Regions from separate parts of the Mus musculus genome. Here region 2 is linked to region 1. A link is a loop called in an ENCODE intact Hi-C map of the cell type or tissue named here. Cell type or tissue: left cerebral cortex. All regions are shown on one strand. Each heading gives the region's core, and the rest is flanking DNA. Links, peaks and the distances in the headings are about the cores only.

Region 1 (15,026 bases), core at 2,731-10,730:
GCTGTTTGGACTCCCTGCCTTGACTTCCCCACAATCATGGACTGTAGCCTGTTATCATAAGATGATATAAAGTCCCTTTCTCCTCAGGTGCTTTCTGTTGGGGTATCTTATCCCAGCCACAGAAACAAAACTGTGACAACGTGTGAATGGCCATCGGGCATTTGTACCACTAACTTATCAACAGATAAGTTCCAAATTGAAGCCATAACTAGAGACCACAAGATGCCTGTTAAGAGATAAGTGTTGACAAATTGTAGAGGAAGAGAACTCTTCTGTGTTGGAGGTGGGGATGTAGCTAAATGTGATCATTCTGGAATGTTATAGAGAAACTGCATGAATCAGCGATCTCACTTGTGGCTATATATCCCAAAAGAAACAAAACTAGTTTCTCAAAGAGCCATTTGTCTTCCATGTTCACTGTATTATTCACAGGAAGCAAGACATGGAAACAACCTAAGCTGATGGCTAAATGGTTAATGAATGGCAAATATATACGAGGGAATATTAATCAGGTCTATAAAAGGCTCATTTTGGTGCAATAGGGACAAGCCTGGAGGACATAGTGAGATGAACCAGCTCAGGGAGACGAACACTGAGGTTGGAGAGAGGATTCAGTGGTCACAATGCTTGCTGTACAAGCACGGAGAGATGGAATTTGAATTTCCAGCACCCATATAAAAGCTGAATATAGTGGGGTATATCTGTTATCCCAGTTACGGGGTTGGGAACTGTTGTATAAAATATTCAATCTCAATCCAGGCCTTCTACCCTGCCTTTGATCATTCAGTTCCCAGATAAAAGACACACATTACCTTTGTATTTAAAATAAGCCTTTATAGCACTAATGCTGGGCAGATATCTAGCCCCTATACTATTAAAATATATTTTCTATCAACAACCCTGAGTTATTACTTACTACGTATCATCTGGGCTGCTCTTAACTACAATTGGCCAGCCCTCATGGCCATGCTTTCCTGACTCCAAACACATGGCATCTTTTTCCTCTCTACACCCTCCTCCTCCTCTTCCTCCTCCTCCTCCTCCTCCTCCTCCTCCTCCTCCTCCTCCTCCTCCTCCTCCTCCTCCTCCTTCTTCCTGTTCTTCTCCTCCCTGCTTGTGGTCTCCTCCAACCCCAATCCCAGGAACACAAAGCCCCGCCTATCTCAATTCTGACCAGCTATAGGCTGTAGGCATCTTTATTCACCAATCAGAAATAACATAGGGGGGCTAGAGAGATGACTCAAAGATTAAGAGCACTGACTGCTCTTCCAGAGGTCCTGAGTTTGAATCCCAGCAACCACATGGTGGCTCACCATCATCTGTAATGAGATCTGATGCCCTTTTCTGGTGTGTCTGAAGACAGCTACAATGTTCTCACATACATGAAATGAATAAATAAATAAATAAATAAATATTTTTTAATAAAGAAAAAAAGAAATAACAAAGGGGAAAGGCCACATAGCATCATTTGAGTCTACAAGCCAGCAGATTCTCTTATCTCTGGTGTAACCAGGCCTTGGGGATCTTCCCTTAGTATTACAATATACAGCAACAGACCAAACCTCAACAGGGACAATGGTAGATGGATCTCCAGATCTCACAGCCAGGCAGCCTAGTGTAAACTGCAAGCTTCAGGTTTAATAAGAGACTTTGTCATAAAATATAGGTAGAGACTGATAGAGGAAGACAGGTGACCCTACTTATGGCTTCCACACATGCACACAAAGATGAGTATACCTTCTCTCATATATGAAGCAATGGGCCCCTAGGACAGGAGCAAGCAGACACAATAATTGCAGTTTGGGGTTTAAAACTTTTATTTTATGTGTATAAGTGTATTGTCTGCATGTATGATGTACATCACATATATGTCTCATGGGCACAGAATTCACAAGACGACGTGGGGTCTTCTGAAATTGGAGGTATGGATGGTTGTGAGTCACCATGTGGGTGCTGGGAACTGAACCAGACCCTCTGCAAGAGCACCAAGTGTTCTCAACCACTGAGCCATCTCTCTGGGCCCTATTTTCTTTCTTTTCTTTTAAATAAAAAAAAATTAAAGCCTTTTTAAACGTATATGGGTTGTTTTCCTGCTTGTATGTCTGTGCACCATGTGTGTACAGTGCTTACAGAGGCCAGGTAGGTATAAGCTTCCATGTGGGTGCTGGGAACTGATCTTTGGTGCTCTGCAAGAACAACCAGTGCTCTTAACCACTAAGTCATTTCTCCAGCCCCTTAGTTTGCTCTCTCTCTCTCTCTCTCTCTCTCTCTCTCTCTCCCACTCTGTGTGTGTGTGTGTGTGTGTGTGTGTGTGTGTGTGTGTGTGTGTGTGTGTTTGTACCATGCAAACCATGCAAATGCAGTGCCTACAGAGGTCAGAATAGAGCACCGAATCCCCTGGAGTTGGAATTAAAGGTGATTGTGAGCCTTCCAATGTGGGTGCCAGGAACTGAACTCAGGTTCTTGGAAAGAGCAGCAAACATTTTTAACCCTGGGCCATCTTTCCAGTCCTGCTTCCTAGCGGTTGCTCTACTAATACCTGCCACTCAAGAGCTCCAAAACCCCATGCTGTCTCCTAAATAAAGCCAGCCCCCTTCATCTGAACCACGCCATGTCAAATACACCCACAAAGTTCCTGAGCTCATTCCTAGGTAGACATTTGCACGGCTGTGCTGATAGAGGATTGATGTCGACTCTCTGAGAACAAAGCAGTCCTTTTTGCCAATTTCTGTGATGTAAATGGTCCCACTGCAATGACATATTACTGATACGTTCTAGTTTTACTCTCTTGCTGTGACAAATACCATAACAAAAGCAACTTGGAGGAGAAAAGAGTTTGTTTCAGATCACAGGGTACAGTCAGTCACTGAGGGAAGCCAAGGCAGGAACTCAAGGAGGAGCTTGAAGGAGAAACCCCCGAGGAGCACTGTTCCTGACACAGGCTCATGCTTAGCCCAGGACCACCTGCCCAGGGATGGTGTCTCACACAATGGCCTAGACCTTCTGTCTACACCAACTGATAATCAAGACAATCTCTCACATTGAGGTCCAAATCTAGTCCAGACAATTCCTCAATGAAGACTCTCTTCTTCGGTGACTCTACACTATGCCAAATTGACAAAAGCTAACCAGGGGGGAAGTTAACGCACTGGCTGTGCATTTGGGATGAGACATTTGGAAGCTCATTGTGATGGTTAGTTTTTATTGTCAAGTTGGGCGATTTAAGAAACACTTAGAGGGCCTACAGAGATGGCTCAGTGGTTAAAAGCACTGGCTGCTCTTTCAGGGGACTCTAGTTAGATTCCCAGCACCCACACAGTGGCTCACAACCATCTGTAACTCTAGTTCTAGGGAATCTGATGCCTTCCTTTGGCCCCTACAGGAACCAGGCATGCACATTCACAGACATAAATGCAAACAAAACACTCACACACATAACCTTCCTGAAATCTAAAAAAGAAAAGAAAGCTTCCTAGGGTAGCTAGGGCTATAGCTCAGTTGGTAAGCCCTGATTTTAATTGCAAAAACTCACCTTCTCACATTTTGTTTTTGTTGTTTTTGTTTTCATTTAAAAAAAAAAAATCAGGCATGCACCTGCACTCCCGATTCCAGCGCTGGAAGATGGAGACAGATAGTTACCTGTGGCTTACTTTCTAGCCAGCCTACCTCAATCAGCAGGCTCTTAACCAGTGAGAGACTGTAAAAAATGACAGGGTGAGCAGCTCCTGAGGAATGATATCTGAAGGCTTAGATTTGTCAAAAATCTACTTTAATAAGGGTTCCTAAATGCTTTGATCTCCCTTCTGTTCCACCACCCACCAGAGGAAGGGGGAAAAGGGGAGGTTAATAAGGCAAGTGGGATGTGAACCTGTTTACAAATGGTTCTTCTTAGGTGATTCCTTTTTTTTTTTTTTTTTTTTTTTTTTTTTGGATTTTTTGAGACAGGGTTTTTCTGTGTAGCCCTGGCTGTCCTGGAACTCTCTCTGTAGACCAGGCCGGCCTCGAACTCAGAAATCCGCCTGCCTCTGCCTCCCAAGTGCTGGGATTAATTCCAATCTTCATTGTCTAGATATCAGCAGTTCAGTTCACACGAATCAGCAGCAACAATTCCACCCACTCAAAAACACCATTCACAAATCAGCAACAGCAGTTTGATCCAGAAGGAACTGAGAAGCTCTGCTAATCGTCCAAGTCCGTGGAAGCAGCAAAAATCCACCAGAATAGCACAAGAAGTTCTTTGGTACATTTCTCTCCTCTACGAAGTCACAGCAAAGCTCAGCAAAGAAGGCAAGGCGAACCAATGTCACAGCATCGCCCACTGTCTGTTGGGTTTTAGTTGTACCCTTTCCAAAATCACGTGTTCTCTCAAGCCTGCTCTAGCAAAATATCACATGCCCTTCTCCCAGGAAGCTTCCAAAAAAACATCTATTCTCAGAAAAACATCCTCCCATGTGTTTGCCTCAGCAAAACATTAACTCACAAGACAGTTCCCAGAAAAACATCATATACACAACTGAGCTAGCTCTTAAAGAATCCAGCACCTGAAGCTAACCTTTGACCTCCACATCACGCGCACACACACACACACACACACACACACACACACACAGGCTGAAACATTCCATCCATCCAGGGAAAAGGCTTCTTAAAGCTCAGGAGTTTTAAATTAAAACATTCCTTCTGTCAGAATTGGCTTTTTGTCAACTTGACATAAATTAGAGTAATCTTGGAAGAGGAGGCTCAACTAAGAAAAATACCTTCATTGATTGCCTGTGTGCTCAGTTCTCAGCACCCACACAGAGGAGCTTACAAGTCACCTGTGACACCAGCTCTGGAAATCCAGAGTCTTTTTGGTGTCTATAGGTACCTGCATGAGTTCATACATACTGACCCCATACACATATACATAATAATAAAAAAAAACAGTCAGATGTGTTTAATCCCAGTACTCAAGAAGCATATACAGGCAGATCTCTGTGAATTTAAGGACAGCCTGGTCTACATAGCCAGTTCTAAGCCACAGAAGGATACGTAGTAGAGCCTGTCTAAAATAAAATAAATATTTTAAAATTGCATACACATTTTAAGTGGTGCAGGGTACTCGTGAAACTCTAAAAGTAAACAAATGTCACATGTCTAGGAAAGTAAAAATTCCCAATATTCACAAGACCCCTCTCCAAGGTTCAAAAAACAGCAGCAGTGGCTGGAGGAGTGATTTTCCCACCTGCCCAGTTGTGTGGGGTAGCTCCAGGGCTGCAGCTTTTGTGAGTCACAACTTTGCAGGGCAGGAGTTTGACACCAGGCAACTGCCTTTGGGTTGTCCCTGCTCATGTAAGGAACTCCACAAATTTACTGGGTTACCAAGCTGGACGTTGATGTAATTGTTGTTGCTCTGTCATTCATTTCTTCCCTTCCCCTCCCCCTCTCTCCCATCCCTTCCTGTCTCTGTCTCTCCCTTTCTCTCCCTGTCTCTCTATCTCTATCTCTCCCTTCCTCCCTCCCCTTTTCTCTCTCACTCCCTGCCTCTGTCTCTTTCCTCCTTTTCTCCCTCCTTCTCTTTCCCCTTTCCTCTCTCTATCTCTCCCTCTCATTTGCTCCCTACCTTCTTCCCTCCCTCCCTATATCTCTTGACCCACTGAACTTTGAGAAGGCTGCACTGATTTCACAGCCTCCTCACAAGAATAGTCGACATCCCTGAAACTGTGAGTCAAAACAAACTAATCCCTTGAGGGGCTTACAGCACCTATTTTGTTACAGCAAACAGAAAATGCAGATATGATGCAATAAATATAAATGGCCTCAAACTATAGTTATTAGCTTAAAACATAGGAATGCTGCCGTATGGATTGATTTATTAAAATTTACTTATTTTTATGTGTGTGTTTTGTGTGTATGTGTATTTATGCCCACAGCAGCTGGAAGACAGCACCAGACCCCCTGAATTGGAGGTACAGATGATTGTGAGCCACCGTGTAGGTACTGGGAAGTGGACCCAAGTCTTCTGCAAGAGCAGCCAGTTCTCTTAACTACCAAGCCATCTCTCCAGCCCTTAGACTTTATTTTTAAAATTGTTTTGCCATACATTTATGTCTCTTGAATTTTAACAGTGGTTGATTTTATCAACCAGCTCTTAAAATACCTGACATGTCTCCAGTTATCTCCCTAAATATCAATGGACACTGACATCCAGTGCTAGTTAAATGGCCTCTTTAATCACAGGGACTTTGCATGACATTTATGATGTTTGCTATTACATATGGGCTGCCCACTGGCAACATGTAAGTTGCACAAGCAGGGCTTTGTAATGGACTTTTGACCAAGTCTTCTGCATCAATTAGGTCAAGGACTGCTGCATAGTAGGTGTCCAAAATAGACAGATAACTGCTCATAGTAGGTATGAAGTAAGTACTACTTGGAAGAAAGTAAGAAAAGGAGACTCATGATGGAGCAGTCTTGTGAAAGTTAGGGGTGGCTTGGTGAGGTCAGCAAATTATGTTACCTCTGGATCATACTCATGGTTCTGTGTCTGAAGGAGTTTGGACCAGAATTCCTGCTTTGAGTCTAGTTTCAGGTCTGGATTCCAGTTCTGAAAGAGGAGGTTGGGGACTTTGCTGGGACTTGAACTCTGCTGCCTTCCCCTACTCTGACTAGCAGAAGAGTCTCTGTGTGCATAGTTAGCAAGGTTGAGGCAGCTCAGAGGTGGGGAACACAACCACAGATGGATGGATTTTGATGGGCAGATTTGAGGGATGAGTCTAGTCTCTGAGTCAGCCACTTTTCACAGCACATGGCATTCATGGGAATAGACTAATGAAGAAAGCGTGGGAAACGTGGGATGACTCCATTTTCATTTTTATTTATTTGGATTCTAGAGACAGTAAGAGTTTTGGAAGCAGACGTCTTTGGATGAAGATATTGATGCAGAGCATTTGCACTCCAGCCTCTGGGCTCAGTGAGTCTCAAACTGTGACAACAAGCTGTGAGAGAGATTCCAGAGCCAAGACCCGGGGACGGGGACGGAAGGTGGAGCCTGGAATAAAGGCAAAGCTATTGGGTCTGAGGGAGGAAGCTGGTCTGAGGGAAGGAGCCAGGGACCTCAGGGGCCTGGGCCTGAAGTAAGAGGCTAGGGTCTGGAGTCTCAAGTGAGAAGAAGAAGAAGAAGAAGAAGAAGAAGAAGAAGAAGAAGAAGAAGAAGAAGAAGAAGAAGAAGAAGAAGAAGAAGAAGAAGAAGAAGAAGAAGAAGAAGAGCTAAGGAGGACTCAAGTGTCTTGGGGAGGACTCAAATGTCTAATGGAGGAGACCATGAAAGCACAGAGACAGCTGGGGATGATCAGATGGTGATGGGTGATCAGTTGCTTTGCATTGTCCTCTGGATCCAGCTGTGGTAATTGCACAGGTTGGCGTAGACTCCTGGGTAGCCAGGCATAGCACAACGTTCCATTCCCCAGGACACAAGGCCCTGGAGCTGTCCCCCACACACCAGGGGTCCCCCAGAATCACCCTGTAAGGAGAAGGAGGAAGAGTGGGAATAGAATCAGCCACAGAGGTAAGCATCTGAGACAAGAGCCCTCCTCACCTCTGACTCCAGACTCAAGCAGTGGCAGAGTTCCCCTTGGCAACATTCCCACCCTGTCTCCCTCTGTGAATCTGATATGGCCCCTCTCTCTCAGCCGTATCTGTGTCTCTTCACATACCCTGTCTCTATCTAAGGAGTTTATTTTTATTAAACAGAATAGGAAACTGAAGAATAATAGAGTTAAGTCCAAAGGATCTGAGTTATCCCTGTATCTCTGTGCCCTGAGTTCTCCCAACCACATCCTCTGAGTTTCTGTTATTGAGACAGAGTGGTATCCAAGACCTAACTCCATATTGTCCCAGAATGGAATCTGAGCCTCACCTGACAGGAGTCCTTCCCGCCTTCGGGGACCCCAGCACAGACCATGCCAGATGTTATGATTCCAGGGTAGGCTCGATGGCATGCCTGCTCCGACATGATGTTGACATTCACACACTGCAGAGCAGTGGGGTACCTGGCTGATGGGGATGGGGGAGCACAGAAGAGTCACAAATAGAGTACTATGGACCCAGGAGTCCAACATCAGCCTCCTCCCTCAGACCCAGAGGTCCAGCTTTGTACTTTCAGGCCCAGGGCTCCTTACCAATGGGACTGGCTATGGTTCCCCAGCCCGACACTCGGCAGGGAGTCCCTGGGCTGGCACAGGAGCTGGCCACAGAGATGGTCTTCACTGCTCGTCCCAGCCGCACCTTTTTCTGCAGCTTCAGCAGCATGAGGTCATTATCGTGGGCCTGGGGTTGATACTGGGGATGTGGCACCTGGCGGGCCACACGCACCACCTGCTGAGTCGCTTCCCACCTTCTTATGTTGTGCTTGCCCAGGGCTACATGAAGAATCCTGTCCCATAAATTCAAAGAGTGAATGCTGCTTAAAGTCTGACCAACCCCAGGCCATGTTCCAGCCCCATTTTCTTCCATGGTGATGAGTTTCCCTCAGAGTCTAACCTGTGAACCTCTAATTGTGAGCTGAGCATTTTGTGGCCTCTTGTATACTTTCTTTCTTCATGGCCTGGGCATTCTCTCTTTACCCAACCTCATTTGCTATCCCTTCCTTTAGAGGAATATACTCAAAGGCCATTTCAAGTTCTTGACTCAGTTTCTGAATCCTTGAAGGTTTCTCAGTGTTTCTGGAGACTATAAATCAGAGTTGATATTCTAGGGAAAACGCTATTATTATCTCTGTTCTAGACATTTTCTAGGCAAGGGTTGGGGTTCTAGATTTTGTCTAGATTATGGCATAATTTCTGGATTCAAATGTGAGCTTAATGTTTCAAAATAAGCTATGGGCTCTGCCTTTATATCTGTAATGCAGATTGAATTTGAGTTCTAGATGTCATTAGCAGATTGATTCTGGATTTTGAACACTGATGAGAGCTCAAGTCCTAGATAAGACTCTGGGTTCTAGGCTAACCTTTGTTTATGAGCTGAGTTCTAGGCAATGGTTTTAGGTTCTGGGCTGTGGTTAGGCTCAGGTTTCTAAATATTCATCTGAGCTTATACTCTAGACAAAGCTGTCTCAAATTGCACAACAGGTGATGATTCTAGACTATGCTCTGTGTCCTCAACCATGAAGCTTTAGGTTCTAAACTAAGCTATACATGACCTATATACAAGGAAATACAGTCTTGTTTTCATCCTTGGCTCTGAGTTCTGCTAGACTCTGTTCTGCTCTCGAGTCTCTGGGTTCTAAGTTAAATTTTTTGGTTTTGGCAGTCAACTAGGTCACGGTCATGGTGTGAGCTATAGGCTTGACTTTACTTCAAGGCTGAAGTCTGAGCTCTAAATTCTTGTTGCAAATCTGGAAGGAGCTGAGTTCTAAAGCACAAATTATGGTCAGTATTTGGGGATTCAAACTTGGGATGGAGTCAGGGTTCTAGGATGCTCAAAAAGGATCTGGTAACTAGACTCGGAATTCAAACATGGATTTTGAACAAGTTCTAGGTCCAGACTAGTCTTCTCTGTGTGAGGTGTGCATGCAGTGTCACACATGTGTAAACCTGAAGCCAACCACCTTGTTTGAGAGAAAGTATCTCTTGTTATTCAGTTCTTCATCTTCCAGGATAGCTAGTCCACAGGCTTGAAGAAATTCTTTTGATTCCATCCCCAACCTCTCTATAGGGATGTTGTGGTTACAGACATGTACACTACCATATCCAGCTTTTAGGTGAGGTCTGAGGATTTCAATTCAGGTTGACAGGTTTGTGTGGTAAACACTTTACTCACTGAGTCATGTCCCTTGGCCCTGTCTAGTCTCACAGTTGTGTGTTCTAGATGCAAAATAACTTCCAGACTTGTGTCTGGGTCATGTGCTCCGAACTGGATTCTGGGTTCCGGGTATGTTCTGGGTTTCTAAATGTAGACTATGTACTAGTCTGGGATGGGCCATTGCTGGTCCTGATGTGACACTTGGAAACTGGATGAATAATACAAGCTTGTGACTTAGACCACCTGACTGGCTTTTGTTATCTAAGCACCACTCTAGCTTGATGGCAAGGGTTCTACATACACTCTGAATTATGCCTCTCAGCCTAGATTCTCTTCTAGTCTCCAAATCAGGACCCAGCCTCTGCACTGTTCTATGCATGGATCTGGGTTTATAACTAAACTCTGGGACCCTGGGATTTGGAAGTCATTGACTTAACAAAAAAGAGTACTCACGGGCGGGCACAATGAGCAGCAGTGATGACCCATTGATCTGACAACAGGACTCCTCCACACAGGAAGCGATGCCCAGGCCCTGCTTGCAGAGCGACCTGCCATGGCTGGGAGTTCCGGACACATCTGTAGCCACCAATAATTTTATGATCTCCTTGGCTCTGGGCTATGGCTACAGGGAGATGGGTTGGGGTGGGGGAGAAAGGAGATGAGCCAATGCCCAGCAGACAGAGATCTTTCCATAAGGCCCAACACCTAAACCCTCTGCTTCTTTCTGCTCCACCAAGTGTGATACACATTCAACATCGCCCCCAACAAGACAGGGACTTTTCTGACCCCTCCCTCAATTGACATTCATGGTTTCTACTATGAGAAACCTCCCGTGAGCACTTTATTTCCTTTAGGTTGAGACAAAGTCTCACTATGTTCCTGGCTGGCCCTGGACTCCCAGTGTTCTTCCTGCCTCAGACTCCCAAGTGCTGGCAATCTCAGCACACACCAGCACTCCTGGTTCCCATGAATATTTTTGTTTTCCCATTTTCATGTGGAGATTTCCTTTGGGATTTCCTTTACATTTCCTTGGGGGATCCCCTGTTGGGCCCTCCAAAGTTGAAATTAAAGGATGCCCATCACAAACAGCTGCCGTGTAGGCTCTGGGCATCCAAATTCTAGTCCTTACGGTTGCATGGCAGGTGCTTTAACTGCTGAGCCAGCTCCCTGGCCCTCTAGTGCTCCCCTCAGAATGCCATATACCACTTTAGTCCTTCTTCAACACATATCTAAGGAGTTCCTGTGCCTTTCCAAATCCTCCTACCCGGTCTGTCCCCAGAGCCTCTTTCCCCAGACTCCTTCCACACCTTCACACTCCACTTTCATCTTCCCTGACACAAGAAAGACAGCCCCATGAGCCTCTTCAGAGACGGCAAAGTCTTCTCTGATTCCTTATTTTCTCTATCTTCTGTAGTTGCCTCTCTCTGGAATCCTATTTCTTGGTATCTCCAGACTTAGAATGTGGACATGAACTCCGAGTTAAGTCCTCAGCATCAAACCCCAAGCTACCCCTCCTTTGTGTGTGGATCCAATCACTCCCTGCTCTGTGTGTGTCCAACTACTCCCTGCTCTGTGTATGCACCCCTGTGACATCTGGTCTACCTGAGTCCCAGTACCAGGCCTAGAGATGAATATGCTGTGTGAAACCCAACATGAATGGTCACAGTGGGGCTGCTCCTCTGTGCCTCTGACCCTGAATCATCAAAGATTCTTTCTCAAAGCATGTTTTCACACTCATCTTTCTCCTGAGCCTTCAGATCAACTAGTAGATGAAGCCAAAGATTAACCTCAAGTGTCATTTATCAGGCACTATCCATCTTCGTTTGTTTTGAGGCAGTGTCTCTCAGTGGTCTAGAACTTGCTGACTAGGCTAGGCTGGCTGACCAGTGGCTGACAGATGTTCCTGTCTCTGCCCTCCCAGTGATAATTACTGTACCCCACTGCTTCCATTTTGTCTTAAAGGGGTGAGCTCCGGAGGGATCAAACTCGGGTCCTTGTGCTTACAAAACTGAGCCATCTCCCAGACCCTCTGGAACTCTTCTTAGCAGACTGTCCCCCAAAGCATACTGATACCCCAGAACACATCCCTAGCTCATCTCAGAGTTTCCAGGGGACCACAGTGCTCTTACCTACAGCCAAGGCTTGGAGTATGATCAGTAGAAGGAACATTCTGGAACTGGAGGTCCAAGTCTAACAAATGCAGAGAGCAAGTGGAAGGGGGGGAATCCAAGGCAGAAAAAAGACTCAGGGGCAGTGAGTACCACTCACACTGAGGCCTAGACCCCCAGTGACATGGAATCAGAACAGAGGTGTAGATGGCAGAGTTGGAGAGGGTGGGGGTCACAGGCTCCCCCAGACTGTGAAGAAAAGATGCCTACCAGGATCCAGTCACTTTGGCTCCTTGCAAGCTTGAAAGAGGGAGGGGTGGTGTCTTGGAAGACACACCAGCAAAGCCTTTTATCCCTGGTCTGGGCAGTGGCCCCACCCCACCCCCGACCGCCCTTCTGCCTCTTGTTTTTATTGGCTAGTTTCCATTCCAAGATTTTTTTTTGCTCCCTTCCCTCCCATCTCTGACCAGAGAAGCAGACACAATTTTTAATGGGAACCTGCCTGGTGAAAGATGCTATAATCTGGAAAGAATGGAGTGGGGAGGAGAGGAGGGGAGGAGGGGAGGAGGGGAGGAGGGGAGGAGCTGATCCTGGGCAGGGAGATTGAGAGAGGTACCCAGCCTGGTCAAAGAGCATGCAGTAGATGGGTAGAATCTGGGTGGGGGCCCTAAGGATGATACTGGGAGGGGCAGAGGGGAAGAGAGGGAGAGGGAGAGAGAGAAGCAAAGACCCAGAAAGAGAGGGACCTAGACCCTGAGAGAGTAGGAGAGATGGAAAGTGAGTTTACATGAGCCTGTAGTGAGCTCTGGAGCTGGGGGGGGGGGGTCCCACTGCAATCTGCCCCCTCTTGGTCCCGCCCCCAGCCTTTTAAAGTATCTAATGATTATAATTTGATACTTGGGTCTTGGCAGCCCCATTTGTGGACCACGCAGTGACTCAGCCTGTAGCCTCTCCCCTCACTCACCCCACCTCACTTCTCAGTGACTTTCCTCCCAGAGAAGCTCCTTTATGGCTGTCCCTCAAGGATGGCACTTCTCCAGGGCCCATCTCCACACCTGTGGAGATCTACATGCCTGACTTTCATTGAACTGTTTCTGCTCACTGGGAGCTTCATCTACTAATTGATCTGAAGGCCCAGGAGTGAGATGAGTGTGGAGACATAATATGCTTCGAGAAAGACTCTCTGATGATTCAGAGTCAGAGGCACAGGGGAGCAGCCCCACTGTGACCTTTCATGTTGGGTTTCACACAGCATATTCATCTCTAGGCCTGGAACTGGGACTCTGGTCCACCAGATGTCACCATTGGGGTACTCTTCAGGGAAAGGAATGTGGGTTTCTCCTTTGTGCCTGTGAAACTAAGACTGAGTATGTAATTATCTCCATTAAAACTTTAAAACAATAAAATTCCTTTTCTTCAGAAGAATACCTTGAATGGTAGTTATTGTGTCTCACACCTGTACTCTCAGCACTTCAGAGACTGAGGCAGGAGGATTGCCATGAGTTGATGGCATTTTGGGTAATATAGTTTCTGGCTAGAAGAAGAGAAGGGAGACCAGGAAGAAAATGAGGAACAGAAGAAGAGGGGACAATCAAGGGGCCATGGTGCCCACAGGGCTCTTGGCAAACAGTTGGGGGATGAAGCTATGGAGGAGAGATGTTGCCATGACCTGCCAACCCATCCATAGAGGAGACAGTGCATCATGGAGACCCAAGGAAGCCCACAGCCTTAGAGTGCAAGACATGACCTGGGTGCTAGAAAGGAGCATGAGGACGCCAGGAGGAAGATGAAGAGATGGAAGTGTCCCAGGAGCTGACACACACTATTTATTTCAGTAATCTGTTGTATGTATGTGTGGTGCAGATGCAGAGTGTGCACACATCTGGGTGCACACACCTGTGTGTGTGGAGGGGGGAGGCCAAAGGAGGATGCCTGCCATCTGGATCTATTCCTCTCTTTCTATTCCTTTGAGGCAGGGTCTCTTGCTGAGCATAGGTTAGCAGCTATCAAGTGCCTGTGGTCTTCCTGTCTCCACCACCAAATTGCTAAGATTACATACTTACATGTGGTCAAACATGCTTTTTGTATGTGGATAGTGGGAGTCTGAACTCAGATTCTCATGCTTAAGTAGCCAGCCACCTACACAGAACCATGTCCTCTGACACCTGAGCATCTTACATGCAAGTACCACATGTGTTCCTGTCACCACAGAGGCCAGAAAAGGGCTTTGGATTCCAAGGACTGGAATTACAGACAGTTGTGGGACACTGTGGATGCTGGGAACTGAACCTGTGTCCTCTGTAAGAACAGTAAGTGTTCTTAACTGCTGAGCCATCTCTCCAGCTCCAACCCTGGATGCTCCTAAATAGGATAGTGGCCTTGGAGGACAGAAGACAGCAATGATAAGGGGTTCTGGGGCTGTGTTGTGTGGGGAGAGAGCTAAGGAAGCTGTGATGGGGAAGAAGAAGGAACAACTGGGTATCCTGGAAGAAAAAGACAGCAGTGTTGTCCTGTGCCTTTTTCCTCTTAACTGCTTTCAGGGCAGGCCAGTGGGACTAAGTGTATCCACACTGCTGCGTTCCATGGGTACCACCCAACTCACCCACAGGCTTCTCTTTCCTTCCCTTTCCCCCCCTCCCCTTCCCTTCCTCCCTCCCTTCCTGTATGTGATATATGCACGTGTCGGTCTTCATGTGTGTGCACATATGTGTCAGTCAGAGGTTGATGTTAGGTGTCTTTCTCAATTGCTCTCCACCTTAAAATTACGTCTGTCTGTCTGTCTCACTCTGTGTGTGTGTGCATGCGCGCACGTGTATGTGTACAACTCATAAGACAACTTATAGAAGTTAGTTCGTTCTTTCTACCATGTGGGACCTAGAGATGGAACTCAGGTTTGGTAGCAAGTCCCTTCATCCATTGAGCCGCCTTGCCAGCCCCACCCCTGGTTTTTAAAGATGGGTTTCTACATAGATCAGGTGTGTCTTGAACTCTTTTCCTCCTGCAGCCTCGAAAGTGCTAGAGTTACAAGCATCTTCTACCATGTCCAGCTTTCCTAGATACGTTCTTTTTATTTTTATCTTGACAGGTGCCAGGGACTCCGGTGGAGTCAGCTTGACAGATGAAAGTCTGAAAGCTTTC
Region 2 (15,026 bases), core at 4,760-12,759, 55 kb after region 1:
ACAGGGTCACAAGTACCCCAGGCTGTCCTAGAACGTGCTATGTAGCTTAAGATGACCTTGAACTCCCGAACCTCCTGCTTCCAGCTTCCAAAGCCTGGGATCATGGGCATATACAACATACTTTCTTATATATTCATATATATTTTCAAGTGTGTGTGTGTGTGTGTGTGTGTGTGTGTGTGTGTGAATGCAGTTCATGCTGAGTTCAGATGAGAGCATCAGATAACCTGTAGTTGGAGTTACAGGTGATTGTGAGCTGCCCAACATGGGTGCTGGGAGCCCAACTTGGGATCTTTGCAAAGGCAGTATATACTCTTCCTCCAGCCCCTGATCTGTTCTTTCTGTTTCTGACCCCATCTCTGTGCCTCTGTGGCCCTATCAGATGTAGCTTTGTGTATTCATCTATAATTAGAAGGCAACTACCTTCCTCATTGAGAAGCCTTTCTACCAGTGTGCTTCTTAAACCTGTGTGTAGGACCCATTTAAGCAACTGACACCAGTTGTCTGAACTTAAAATGGCTTCATTTCTCTGTCATTGGTATCTGCGCATCTTTGAAGAATCTTTCAAGATCCCCTAGTGTCAGAGTAAGGATGTGGAGCTGGAAACTGGGGGGATGGGGGGCGGTGCCTAGAATTAGATCCTGGAGCTCTTACACGATCTGCCCCAGCTTGGCCAGCTCTGATTAGCAGATGGTATTAATGGCCAGGCTCCCTGTGATGTCACCCCTTGTCCAGGTCCCACAGGGAGTCTTCCAATTTATCCAGAAGCCCAGATTTCTTCAGCTCACTAAACCTGGGATGGTTCCCTTCCTGGAATGTTCCAGAGACACCTGGTGCTGGTGCAGTTCAGCCGGTCCCCACAGGAGACTCATTCTCCTTTGTCTCTCTCCATCATCTCCTTGCCTAGTTGGTCTGCCATGGACACTTATGACAAGTTTTTCCTGTGGGACGAAATGAGAGAAGTCACATCTTGTGTTCATAAAATCCTGGGAAAGAAATTATTGTAGATTTGGTTTAACGCTTATATTAACTGGGTTCCTCAAATTACTCGAGACACTGAGTCCCTGCCCCCAGTTGGTTCTGATTGGTAAATAAAGTTGCTGGCAGCCAATAGCTGGGCAGGGAGACATAGGCAGGACTTTAGGATTCTCAGACAAAGGAACCAAGGTAGAGGAAGGAAGAGGATCGCCATGCAGAGAAAGGAATAAGATCCAGGCTTGAGAGCATCAGAAGAGAGAGCATACTAGTCATATAAGAGCCAGGAAAGAGCACCCCAGGGCCTCCCCATTGGGTCTAGGGTAACAAAGATAGAACATAGATTTTAGTAAGTAATAACTCAGGAATATCGGAAGGGAGGTGTTAACAACATGAAAGTTTGGGAGTGGCACAGCCATTGAGCTGTTTAAGACATATTAAAATAGAAGGCTACATGTGTGTCTTTCATTTGAGAATCCAGAACACTGAGGTGGCAGCAAGAAACTCATGGTGCCATGGCCATGGGGCGATTTTGAGTAGCACTAACCACCTAATGCAACAAGAAATAAATAAAGTGATCCAAATCTTCCCTCTACACACTTGCCGGTGGAAGAGATGAACCTGGGGCTTAACCTCGGTGCCTAGCGTTCCTAATATTTCCACCCATGCTTTTTAATATTAATTTATTTTAATGTCAGGAAAAAAAATAATTAGCAAAACCCATCTGTTCTAGCTTCAGTTCTATTGCTGTGATAAAACACCCAGACCAAAGTAGGGACAGAGAGGGTTTGTTTCAGTTAACAATTCCAGATAACAGTCCATCACCGAAGGAAAGCACGGCAGGAACCTGGAGGCAGCTCTGCTTGCTATTCCACACAGTGTAACAGTCAACCCGGAACTCACTCACAACCACGGAAGTGCAGCAGAAATCATGGCGGAGGCTGCCTGCTGGTTCCACAGACTGGCTTATACCCAGCCACTTTCAAGTATTGTCACCACATCAATGTCACCGTCACCACCAGCATCATTAGTAGTGCCATCTTTATCACCTTAGTCTGCTGTATTGGATCTATAATGTTCCCTATAAGACTACACGTTAAAGGTTTAGTCCCTCATGGACTCAGAGTTGGGAAATCCTTAAGACATAAGGACTAGTTAAGTAAGATATGAAGTGGGTTTGGCCTAAAAGCTGCTTGTATTATGTAATTTTGGTCCCCAAAACTGCCTACATGAGTGTCTACACGTAAGACACTGAGGGGACCCTGCTCCCAGTTGGTTCTGATTGGTAAATAAAGAGTCTGGCAGCCAATGGCTAGGCAGGGCAGACAGGGGCGGGACTTTTAGGATTCCCAGGCTCGAGAGTGAGAGGAAGAAGGAAAAATGAGAGCTGCCATGCTGGAACTGTGGGCAGGAGAGGAGAGATGCCATGCCTGAGAAGATGGCAGGAGAGAGAGGTATGGCGGCCATGTGAAGGAGCCGAGAGGGTGCGGCCAGAGTGCGGCCCAGCTGGGCAGCCCTCTGGGTCCACAGCAGCAAACATAGAACACAGAATGTATCAAGTAGTAACTCGGGATTATCGCGGGAGGCAGATTAACCACATGGAGGTTAGGAAGTGGCCCAGCTATTGTGCTGTGTAAGGCATAGCAAAATATAAAGGCTGCATGTGTCTTTCATTCGGGAACGTAAACAATTGGGGCGGGTAGCAGGACCCACTGCCGGGACGGTTTATTAATTATTTATTTCTACAAAGATAGGTTATTGAAAGGGATACCATTGAAGGGAGGACTGGACTCCCAGCTTCTTCCCTTCTCTTTGCTTTCTGCTCATTACAAGGTGAGAAGCCAGAATGCATTGCTTTGGCACAGGTCCAGTAGCAATGGGGGCAACTATGAACTGAAAGTTCTGAAACTGTGATCCAAGATTTATCTTAATTTTTGTAAGTAAGTTGACTCAGGTATTTTGTTACAGTAGCAGACTGATACCATCACCACCGTCATCACTATCACCATCACCACCATCCACCACCATGATTACACCATCATCTCATGATGTATCCCCCTAGCTATCCTGGAGCTCACTATGTAGGCTAGGATGGCCTAGAACCCACCGAGACCCACCTGCCCACTACTTCCCAAGTGCTGGGACAAAAGGTGTATGCCAGCACATCCAGACCCACCTTCTTTTTTAGGAGTCTCTCACTTACTGTTTCAGCTAGCCTGGTGGTTGACCAGTAAGCCCCTGGAATATGCCTGCCATCCTCTGGTGCTGGGATTACAGGCACACACTGCCATGGATGGTTTTTACATGGGTGTTGGGGATATAAATTTAAGTCTTCATTCTTCAATAGGAAGAATTTTACCATTGTGCCATTTCTCTGGCTCCATCACCATTACTTCTGAATTTCATGCCAGGGCAGTTTTGGTCCCCCTAACCTAACCTGGGTATATTTTTAGCTATCTAATCCAGAATAGTGGTGGATTTTACTACTGGCATTTAGTGGTCAGGTGCCAAGGGTGGTGCTCACCATCTTACCACGCCCAGGATAGTCTTACTCTCCCATATGGAACAACTAGCTCTCTTAAGTATGGTCAGTGCTGAAGTTGAAGTGCTGTACTCTTTGGAGACCATGACTAATCCACCCTTCAGCACCCAGCATGTGTCGCTAGCTCCTTCATCATGAGCTCTCTCTTCCACTAGCTTCTGGTCCTGGGGAATCTATCTGTCTGCCTCATAAGAACCGTGGTGTCCAGTTCTGGACAGTCTCGCCATCTCTCCATGTCTCCTGGATCATGAGGCCAAGCCCTGACCCCATGATGTAGAACAATGGTCACCTCTGGAGCAGGATTGGAACAGGCTGTAGACCAGGACTCGACACACAAAGGCACCTCCCAGGGATGTCAATAGGATGAGAAATATCACCAAGGGTCCTGGGATGTAGAGCTCTCTGTTCACAGTAGGCAGTGGTGGCCCTGGATGGAGAGGACAACACCACAATCAGGACATTCATTAAACTCATTTCTTCACTCACTGTCATAGCCAGAATCTCTATTGCTGTGATAAAACACCATGACCAAAGCAACTTGGAGAGGAAAGGACTTATTTTATCTTACAGGGAAGGGAAGTCAGGACATCATGAAGGGAAGTCAGGACAGGAACTCAAGCAGAAATCTGGAGGTAGGAACTAAAGCACCGGCCATGAGGATCAAGGCTTGCTGTCTGATTTGCTCAGCTTGCTTTCTTATAACGGCCAGGACCACCTATTGCCCAGGGGTACCACTACCCACAGTGGACTGGGCCTTCCCACACAAGTCATTAATTAGGAAAATGTCCCACATATTTGTCTACAGGCCAATTTTATGAAGGCACTTTTCTCAGGTATGTTGGCTTTCTTCCCAGATACTTCTAGGCTTATGTAAATTGACAAAAAAAAAAAAAAAAACCAACCAGCACACTTGGCCACCTGTGGGTTCTTCAAGATTTGTCAGTACCCACTGTGTACAAAGTACTATTCAGTACCAGGGATTCATCAATGATCAAAATGAATTCCTTGGGGCTGGTGAGATCGGTCAGGGAGTAAAGTGCTCACCAAGCAAGCCATGTAAAGGTGGAAGGGGAGAACCGACTCCACAAAGTTGGTCTTCACCCTCTATAGATGCACCACTCCGTAGATATGCATCATGTACACACACAATAAAAATAAAATAAAGACAACCCCTTGCTCTTCTGGAATAACTTCCAGGGGGAGGACATGATGCCTGATATTGAGAACTTGACTGACAATGAGGGACATTGCTGGACAGGTCTAGTAGGGGATTTCCAGAGAGGTTTAGCTGAAGAGGGAAGATCCATCCCATGGGCCGTGGTACCAGACTAAATAAAAAAGTGAGCCCAGCACCAACACTCAGCTTTCTGCACCCTGACCAGCTGCCTCACACTCCCAGTGCCATGACTCTGCTGACACAATGAGCTGTGCCGTTGGGAGTTGTAAGGGGTGCAGTGCTGGTTACACAGGGTCATTAACTTGCTGAAGATGATCGCAGAGCACCAGCAGCATGCCAGACACTGCAGTAAGGGACAAGCAGCGAGCTAATGGCTGGACAGCCTTGCCTTCCTAAAGCTCAGTCTTGCGGAGTAGAAAACGATGAATGGGGGAGCCTCAGAAGCATGCTCTGCTGAATCAGCCTTCAGTCTTCTCCGGGGTGTGCAGCAGGCTGGCCGCCTTTCATGCAGTCTTCTACAGTGTTCTGATTCTCACAGCAATCTACTGCAGAGGCATTGTCCTAGCTCTGCATATGGGAAAACGGAGTCTGGAAATGGTGACATTCTTGCTCCTGGTTCACATTAGTTACAGAGCTAGAAATGGAATCTGGGATCCTTTGATTCTAGAACAGTGTGTGTGTGTGTGTGTGTGTGTGTGTGTGTGTGATGTGTGCACATACATGTGTTTGGTCATGCATATGAAGGTCAGAAGTTAATCTCAAGTGTCATTCTGAAGGTGTTCCCTAATGTGAGTTTTAAAAAAGTTACATCCAGTTACTTGCCTGCGTGTGGATATCAGAGGACAATTTGAGGGAGCCATCCCTCTTCTTGTATTATTGGAGGTCTCTGGGATTGAACTCAGTTTGCCAGGTTTGGAGGCAAGTACTTCCATTTGCTGATCCATCTTAATAGTTCACCTTGCTATTTTGTTGTTTGAGACAGAATCTCACTGTATAGCCCTGCCTGGTCAAGAATTCTCTATATAGATCAGCTGTCCTCAGACCCAGAGATCTGCCTGCTTCCTCTTCCTGACCTCATTTCAGTTTTCAAGATAAGCTTTCGCACTGGCCTGGGACTCTCAAAGTGGGCAGGTTGGGTGGCCTACAAGCCCCAGGGATCCTCCTGTCTCTGCCACCCGAGGTGCGATCACAGCGCACCACCATAGCTGACATTATTTTCACCTGGGCTCTGCATACGGATCTCCGGTCCTCACGCAAGCTTGCGTAGCAATCACGTGACTGCACCAAGCCCTCAGCTCGAGTCTGCACGGCTTAGTACCCTTGCCTTGGCTCGCTCCCTGTTCCTGTCACCTTCTCTCTTTGTGGAAAATGACAGAGCTGCTGGGGAGAAACTGGGGCTTTCCTCGTCTGCAAATCTGCCCCAAGTTCCTTGTTTTGAAACCAGAAGAAATATGTATTTCCGCAGTGTCTGAACTGCTCTCTCCTCTGGAAGAGATACAGCACACTGTGGATGCACTGAGAGCAAAGACTGTGGCGTCAGAGCCCCTCGGAAAGGATTTCTCCACTTTCCCATATGCTATGGAGCCTTGGGTCAGGTACTCAACAACCCGGGGCTATGTGTCTTTACCTGTGAGACAGATGTGGATGGTATTGAACCACTCATTGTGCCAGGAGACCAGGATAGTCACACAGGCCAGGACTGTGGCTAGCACATAGGAAATAAATGCTGGCCAGTCTTGTGTCTGGTGGACGTTGCTCTGACTCCAGGACAGGGGACTATGCATGATTGACAGACGGGCAGCTTTGGTCAGATACTTAGAGGATAAGGAGGGAGGGAGGGCTTCACTGAAGGGCTCTAGCAGGCAGGCCTGAGCATGGCAAACAGGGCTCTGGCAGGCCTTGCCCTTCCCCATTTTTTCTGCCCAGTTAAATTGTTAGGTAACATTACTAAAGCTAGCTCTCAAGGTCTATTCCCTTATTTGGCCACTTCCTCTTCCTGAGGCTGACTGCCAAGGTCCAGCTATCAAAGTTTTGAAGTCCAGCAATCAAAAGCCCTTTTTTGGCTCACATAATTAACATGCCCAATCAAAACAAACCAACTCGCTGGGCAGTGGTGGCGCACGCCTTTAATCCCAGCACTTGGGAGGCAGAGGCAGGTGGATTTCTGAGTTCGAGGCCAGCCTGGTCTACAGAGTGAGTTCCAGGACAGCCAGGGCTATACAGAGAAACCCTATCTCAAAAAACACAAAAAAACCCTCATCCTAACACTGGACTTCCCCATTTTCCTCTATAAACTCTCATTTGCTTAAGGGCCACATCTGTTTCCCCTCTATCCAGAGGCAGTCCTTTGTCCTTTGGAGCAAATACCCCTTTTCTTTCTCTCCCTTGTTCCTTTTCCCTTCTCTCCCATCCTTTGTCTCTGGTCTTTGTGTCTTATTCCCCTTCCCTTTGTCTTTCTGAGGCAAAAACACCTCCTTTGTGCTGAGAAGTTGGTTCTTGGTGTGTCCTATGCCGATGCCGGTCCCTTCATGTCACCAGAGGCTGTGAGTGGGGTGTAGCAGCAGAGGGGCCTCCTGTCTAGACAAAAAGCACATGGGAAGCAAAGTTTGGAGAGCATGGTGGTTGCACTCACGAGGTGGCTGGATGGTGACATCTCTGTAGAAGGTCAGCTGGGTCTCCGGATTCTCCACAACACACCGGTAACTGCCCATCTGCTCCCAGGAGAGACTGGGGAGGGTCATGTTATTCTCTGGGATGCTTAGGAAGGAGCCGTTATGGATCCAGTGGTACCTGGGCTCCGGCTTGGAGAAACAGTTACATTCCAGCTGCACACTGGAACCAATATCAGCAGTCAGCACACCAGCAAAGAAATAGGGCTGGGTCCACAGTGACACATAGTCTGGACCATCTGCAGAGACAGTGAAGGAGAAGACCACAACTGTATTTCTGATCTCTTGGGATGGCATCTTGTCCAGAAGACACATGGTGTCCCTCTATGTGCAATGAGCCCACCCCAGGTGACAACTGAAACAATAAAGGTAGCTTCCATTTTGGGTTCTTGTGTACTAAACCTTGGTTGTCCTACACACTATATATAGTAAACGGCATAAAGCAAAGCAGAAAAGCTCATCACACCAACTGTGTTACAGGAAGCAAGCTAGGCTATGAATGTGTAATCCACAAAACTCATTGTTATGAGATATAAAGCAGGGATGGTGGGAATAAGGGAGTACCTGGGGTAGGAGTGGGGGTGCTGCCAAGGTGTCTCCCTGAGAAATCATGCCATGTGACTGATCTGGTATAAGGGAGGTTTATTGTGGACAGGGAGCAGGGGGTGGGGCGGGGGGCCTGGTGAAGGGGTAGGGGCAAACAGAGCCAAGAGGGCAGAGAAAGCGGGGATAGAGAAAGAAAGAGAGGCTGGCCAAGAATTCATGGGAACAGAGAGAGAAAGCATGAGAGGGAGGGAAGGTGGAAAGAGACAGATAGAGAAGGGAAGGGAAGGGAAGGGAAGGGAAGGGAAGGGAAGGGAAGGGAAGGGAAGGGAAAAGACGAAACGAGACAAGATGAGACGAGGAATCTAGGATAGCCAGCAGTCCTCTTTATATGCTAGGTCACTGTTGCTAAGTCCTTGGGAGGAGCCTAGTGGGATTGTCTGTTAACCGACACTCATGTCATTTGGTTCATAAATGTTTCATCTTACAGATGCAAATCTCAGAGGAGAGGAAGCAGGTTCAAGTGCCCTGTTCACACAACAGCAGCTATTAGTTGGGGCTTAGCTACAGTCCAGGGGGCCTCAGTCTTGGTTCCAGCCTGAAACCCATAAATGGCAGCACAGAGGTCAGGGGTTGTCTACCCTCCTGGGAATTAGTTTTCTTCAGATGGCGCCACAGAATTCATCTTAAGAAACAGGAGGACCACTGCACAGTTTCTAACTAAAATGTAAAAATGATTTGCAACGTCTGACTGTGACTTTCAGCTGAGATTAAGTGTCAAAGGCAGTACCTTTCTTACGGAGGAAGAGATGGCTCAGCAGCTCAGAGTGCTTGCTGTTCATGCAGGGCTTGGTTCCCAGAACTCCACCCACATCAAGCAGTTCGGAACTGCCTGTAATTCCACCCTCTTTGGCCTCTGTTGGCACTCACACATACATGGCATAGACTCACACAGATATACACACATACACATAAATAAAAGCAAATGAGAAAGGCAAACTTGTGATCTGAAATGAAAATAAGAATAAAAGATCGATTGTGCTGTGTGTGTGTGTGTGTGTGTGTGTGTGTGTGTGTGTGTGTTGGATTCATACATGTGTGGTGCATGAAAGTGTGGGCATATTTATGATTTATACGTGCAGGTCAGAGGTTAATATCACAGGCATTCCTCAATCACTCTCAAGACATCTTTATTTCCTTTTTTTTGTTTGTTTGTTTTTTGTTTTTGTTTTTGTTTTTTGAGACAGGGTTTCTCTGTGTATCCTTGGCTGTCCTGGAACTCACTCTGTAGACCAGACTGGCCTCAAACTCAGAAATCTGCCTGCCTCTGCCTCCCAAGTGCTGGGACTAAAGGCGTGCGCCACCACTGCCCGGCAACATCTTTATTTCTTTACTGAAAAATTTGTTTTCACACGATACATTCTGACTATGATTTCTTCTTTCAATTCCCCTCAGCTCCTCCCCACCTCCTTACACACCCAACTCCATGTTTTCTTCTTTTTCTCTATTAAAAAAGAGACAAAGCAGACAAATAAACGAATCAGATAAAGTATCTTTCTGACTTAGAATTCATCTATTCTGGCCAGGCTGGCTGGCCAGTGAGCCTCGGCAATCTGTCTCTACCCTACTAGTCTTGGGATTATAGGCACATACCACCACATGCAGCATCTATGCAAATGTCAGAGATCCCAGTTCAGGTCCTTGTTTGAGGACAGCCATTCCCAGCCCCACTTGCCTCTTCTAACAAAACAAACAAGTAAACAAAACAAACAAATAACCAGGTCTCAATAAACTCATCCTGGCCTTTTCTAACCTAAGAATAAGGACTATGTCCCTCTCCTAAAGTCCAGCATCCCGTGGGGAGGGCAGTCATGAACCCACAGAGCTAAATACTCAGAGCTGGGATATTAACCACACCTAGCTGGCTGCAGGCTGGCTCAGCCATTTTCCTGGATACACACAGACGTCTACCATTGGCTTCCTTCCCTCTATCATATGCACTTACAGGCCACAGTCAATTGAATCAGCTCACTTTTCTGGAGTATTTCTGGCACATCTTCTATGGCACACTGAAGAGTGTGGTCATAACGACTGACTCTGTGGATGATCAGAGTCTTGCCATCCGGGGAAATCGTCATGCGGTTACTGCCTGAGGTTGGTACAAAATTCACATACCAACTGATGTTCGAGGAGTTGGTAAGACATTTGGCAACCACAGAATCCATGCCCTCCACCAGGGCACTGGTATTGGCTGAGATGCCTGGATTGCTTCTCAACTCTAGGTGAAGCAGAAAAAAACAAGTCAGGTATAGTGTCAGCTTCTTCAAGCTTTGAGGCATGTTGAAGAGATGTGGAGAACCCTAAGATAAGGCAAAAGAGAAGCCCTAGCACTGAGAGGGGCAGAGGAGGGAGGGGTGGGAAGCAGGCTGCATAGTCCTGAGCAAGGCCTGAGCCATTCTGTACAACTTCAATAACAGCAGGTTCCTGGTCCTGAATAGGTGGTCTAATGGTTGTTTTCCACTCTGCATGTCTATGTGTATTGTCTATAGAATATGTGTTTATGGGTGAGAGTGCTAACACATGCCACACATGCTGAGTGCAAAGGACAACTGTGAGGATCAGCCCTCGCCTTCCACCTTGCTTGAGGTAGGGCCACTTGTCACCTCTGTGTAGCCCGGATTAGCTGAGGGTTGTGGTGGTAACCTTCCATGTGTCCAGTAGGAGTTCTGAAATTACAGATGTATCCACCATCCCCAGCATCCAAACTAGGATCTTCAAGCTTTCTTGACAAGTGCTTTTCTTACTGAGCCATCTCTCCAACCTTGCCCCCCACCCCCAGTAATTGTAAAGCCTAGGACCCTCATCCGAGGAGCTGGGACAGGTGGCTTTGGAACTACTCATAATAATTAGATCTGCTATCTGAGTTTCACTCCATTTACCAAACTCTATCCAAACACACAGAACACACACATGGTAGATATTGACCCTTTCTGCAGATGGAAGAACTTGGGAACATAGTTCCACACTGAGGAAAGATAAGGCTCAGGGCCACAGAGTATAGACGAAGAAACACAGTGTATAGACTCAGAAATAAGCAGAGGGCTTCCGGTCCTCAGAAAACTACATTCTCCCCTTGGTCCTAGGGCACCAATGGGAGCTCTCTGCAGTGGTCAGATCCCCAAGGCAGCCAGCCATGTTACTACCTCCAGGCCTGGAGTGACCATCACTATCATGAACGAGATTGCTATAACGAACTACAAAATACTTGGCCCTATAGTTATGGCCAAAAATAAAACAACACAGTGATAGCCAAGTCTGTGATCATATAGGCAGCAAGAAATAACCGCCTCTGCAAGCCAGGAGAGGGCGGGAGCGGGTTCTTCCTGAGGTAAGTCTCCATAGGAGAACACAGTCTTTACTAGCACCCGTGAGATTTGAGGGGCTTGACCAGGAAAATGACCAGACTTCTGGCCCACAGAAGTCATGTGATAACAAGCTAGTGCATGCCTGTGGTTCTAGCACTCAGGAAGCAGAGACAAGAGAATTGAAAGTTCTAGGCCAACTTGGACAACATAGTGAGTCCCAGCTATGGATATAGGTCAGTGGCACAGCCCCTGCCTAGAATCCCCAGTGAGTGGCTAGGGTGTAGCTCATGGTAGAGTGCTTGCCCAGCATACAGAACACTCTGGGCTCCATCCTCAGTACTACAAAAATAAATACAGTTAATCACTTCATTACTGGTTGTTTGGTTGGTTGGTTGTTTGGTTGGTTGGTTGGTTGGTTGGTTTGTGAGGCAGGGTTTCTCTGGCTGTCCTGGAACTCGATCTCTTAGAGAGATGCACCTATCTTTGCCTCCCAAGTGCTGGGATTAAAGGCATGTGCCACTACTGCTCAGCTGGAGTTTTTGTTTTTTGTTTTTTGTGTGTGTGTGTGTGTGTTTTTTTAAGCCTCTAAACATCAGTTCTCAACCTGTGTGAGTCATGGCCCCTCTGGGTGGTCACATATCAAATATCCTACATATCAGATATTTACATTATAATTCATAACTACAGCAAAGTTACAGTTATAAATTAGCAATGCAATGGCTGGGAGTCATCACAACATGAGGAACTGTACAAAAGGGTCACAGCATTAGGAAGGTTGAGAAACACTGCTCTAAAGTATGGCTGTTACACAACAGTGGAAAATAAATACTCTCTTCCACAAGTGAACTGAGTTCCTGGATGTACAGAGTGGCCCATCTCTGCAGGAAAAGCCAGCGAGCCACCTTCATGGCTGCCAGGGTCACTTTCAGGCAACAAAGACACTGGATGGCATGCTCTCCAAGGAATCTCCCTCTCAGAGTGCTTAGGACAAGCTTCTCTTTTTTGTTGGGGGAATTGGTTGCCATGCCAACTCACTTACGATCTGGAGCCAGCCAGTTGCTCTTTGGGTCTCGTTGCTAGTGTCCACTTCAACAGTATAGTAGCCTGTGTCATTTACCGCCGACATCCTCACCACCAGGCTACCTGCACGGGTCACATTCTCACGTCCACTGTACGAGGGTCCAGGGTGTCGGGTATTGGGAGGTTTATAGCTGAAAATCATGTTTTCTGTACTGTTGTCCTTGCCCCGATACCAGCTGTACTCCAGGACATCTTCTGGGACATTTTCTAAGGTCAGGATGGTCCGGTACTTCTCCACTCCTAAGAGTGAGTCTGGGCTGATGAAGATCTGACCAGAAGCCTGGCAGATCCCACAGGTCAGCAAACTGGCTGAGGAAACCAAAGAGGAGAGAGTGTGGGGGTGGGGAGGGTAAGGGAGATGAGGAAAGTGGGGGATGAGATGCAGGTAATGACTTTCACAGTTCTATAATTGTCAGAATTTGAGTCTTCAATGTCTCCCGTAGGCTCAAATTTTGAACACTTGGTCTTCTGCTAGTGGCACTATTTTGGGAGGCTGTGGCCTTTTGCAGACAAGGTCTTAGTGGTGGAAGCAGGCCACTAAACGGAAGCCTGCAGAGCTCATACCTAGCCTCTGGCTCCTACCCTGCTCTGTGTTCCTGTTATGTGCTATGTTGTGAACAGCCTCCACCCTACCTTGATGCTGCCACGAGCTGAACTGTTTCATCATGCCTCACTCCCACCCCAATCCACTAGAATGAACCATGAGCCAGCAAATCCTCCCTCTCCAGTTCCTGTCCAAAGTAACTCATACTGTAAATGAAGAAGTCCCAGTACAGCTGGCTCTAGAGCTGGCTTAGTGGTTAAGAGCACTCACTGCTCTGGCAGAGGACCTGGCTTTGGCCCCCAGCACCAGAGTGGGTGGCTTACAACAATTGTAACTCCAGCCCCGGGGTCTTTGGTGCCCTTTTCTGGCCCCCACAGGTACATGCATACATGTGGTGAACACAGATACACTCAAGCACACACATACATATACCTAGAATAAAATACATTGAGTTTCCAGTTGAGGACTGATTTCCCCCCAGTCCCAAGTCCTTGTCTTATCCACTCTCTTCTTATCTTCTCAGCCCCACCCACTTCCCTTTGCTACTGGCCTCCCCAATCCATCCTTCACACAATAGACATGTGCATCTCAATAAAACACAAGATGTGACCTTGCTTTCCTCAGTTCCGTAACCTTCTGTGTATGCTGGTCCCCATCTCCATACACAGATCTCTGCTCCACTCTCCCCATTTGCAGTCTACCTGAGAACTCATTTCTCCTTCATCCTTAGCTCTGATGTCTCCTGACCAGCCTGGGCCAGGTGTCTCTTCTGGGCTTCCTAGCATCGTAGGATCCCCTTACCCTAGCCTTGACTACTTAGACATTTAGTTTGAGGGCAGACCTGTGAGGTCCAGGCAGGCAGGGCTTGGCTGTGCCAGTTAACACTGGGTATATAGCTTTCATGACTATCTGGGGAATAAATGCAGGGAAGCCCCTCTCAGACTGTCTGGCACAGTCTGCAGATATGAATTCATTGAAGTGGATGTGGATAGGGTAGGACTTGCCACCACCTTAGACACAAACTGGTATCCCCTACTCTGTAATGCCTGAGGTTTGACTATGGGGGAGGTAAAGGTACCTGAGATCCCACTCCATACTGCAGGGCGAACACTGACATATTCAAGACCAGTATCTGTGCCTCCTAGCACATCACAGTAGCTGTGAGTATCAGGGAGCATAAAGAGTCCTGAAGAAGAAGGGGATTAGAAAGAGACCCAGGCTGGACAGGAAGAGAATCCAGATAGCTAGGGGAAGCCTAAGGAACACAAAGTGGTTGCAGGGAGGTAGGGGTCCAAGTTTACCACTTTACATGGCAGGTAGATGTGTGTGTGTGTGTGTGTGTGTGTGTGTGTGTGTGTGTGTGTGTGTGTGTGTGTGTTCTTGCTGTGGTTGTATGTATGCATATGTCTGAGTCTGTGTGTCTCATCTGTCTCTGTTTCTGTGTGTGTGTGTTCTTGCTGTGGTTGTGTGTATTATATGCATATGTCTGAGTCTGTGTGTCTCATCTGTCTATGTCTCTATGGGTGTGAGATATACCCTAGATGTATGTGCTCATGAGAGTCCTGGTGAGGGACCTGGCTCCAACCCTCTTCCTGCTGCTTCCATCATAAAGCTTCTGAGTTATGCCTCAACAGATCTGTTTCCTGCTCCTTCCGAGCTTCTCCCCTCCCCCCTAGGCTCAGAAAGCAGATTTTCTCCCCTCTTACCCACAAGGGTGAGCCACCTCCAGGGGCTAAAGCTAGGCCTAGAAAAGTCCATGGACTTCTTGGGTCCTCCAGAGCTCGGCAGGTTCTGCAATGTCCCTGCCCTGCCCTCCCCTCTTCGTGTGGCTCCTCCTAGAAAGGACTCTGCCCGGCAGTGAGGGCAGACCTACGGCTGCACGTCTTATCTTTATAGCTCTATGTCATCTTCCAGCTTTTGCTTATCTCATTTTTATACCTATTAATGTTTTTATGACTATGACACAAACAACACCAGCTTCTTGCTAGTTTTCAAAAACTGGGAAATACTAAAAAGCAGTTACAAAGACAAGAGCATCATGTGTCTTTTGGTTGTTTAATTTTTTTCCTCCAGTACTGGGGATTGAACACAGGACTTTGCATGCTAGGCAAAGGCTCTACCATTGAGCTAT

The links. Hi-C counts contacts between places; a loop is a spot of excess contacts. Peaks named below come from ENCODE experiments on the same cell type or tissue, not always from the same donor. Only the 100,000 strongest peaks of a DNase experiment are listed, where the experiment ranks them.
Region 2: a loop joins it to region 1, with 3 times the contacts of the local background. A loop is called at or near these places in 2 of 42 quality-filtered maps.

The regions. Positions count from the first base shown.
Region 1 is chr7:43,687,342-43,702,367 of GRCm38, reverse strand. Klk14 (kallikrein related-peptidase 14) reads right to left here and starts at 11,950. Exons shown (of 5, transcript NM_174866.3): 1 at 11,910-11,950; 2 at 10,234-10,402; 3 at 8,160-8,413; 4 at 7,898-8,034; 5 at 6,832-7,501. The coding sequence starts at 11,949. The coding sequence ends at 7,349. In left cerebral cortex, for the core only: no CTCF peak of the experiment used is centred there; DNase peaks (open chromatin) are centred at 4,355 and 6,788.
Region 2 is chr7:43,634,391-43,649,416 of GRCm38, reverse strand. It overlaps Ceacam18 (carcinoembryonic antigen-related cell adhesion molecule 18), which reads right to left and starts at 14,678. Exons shown (of 6, transcript NM_028236.1): 1 at 14,602-14,678; 2 at 12,307-12,660; 3 at 9,912-10,184; 4 at 7,327-7,602; 5 at 3,807-3,944; 6 at 122-941. The coding sequence starts at 14,653. The coding sequence ends at 904. It also overlaps a transcript of Siglece not described here. In left cerebral cortex, for the core only: no CTCF peak of the experiment used is centred there; a DNase peak (open chromatin) is centred at 8,767.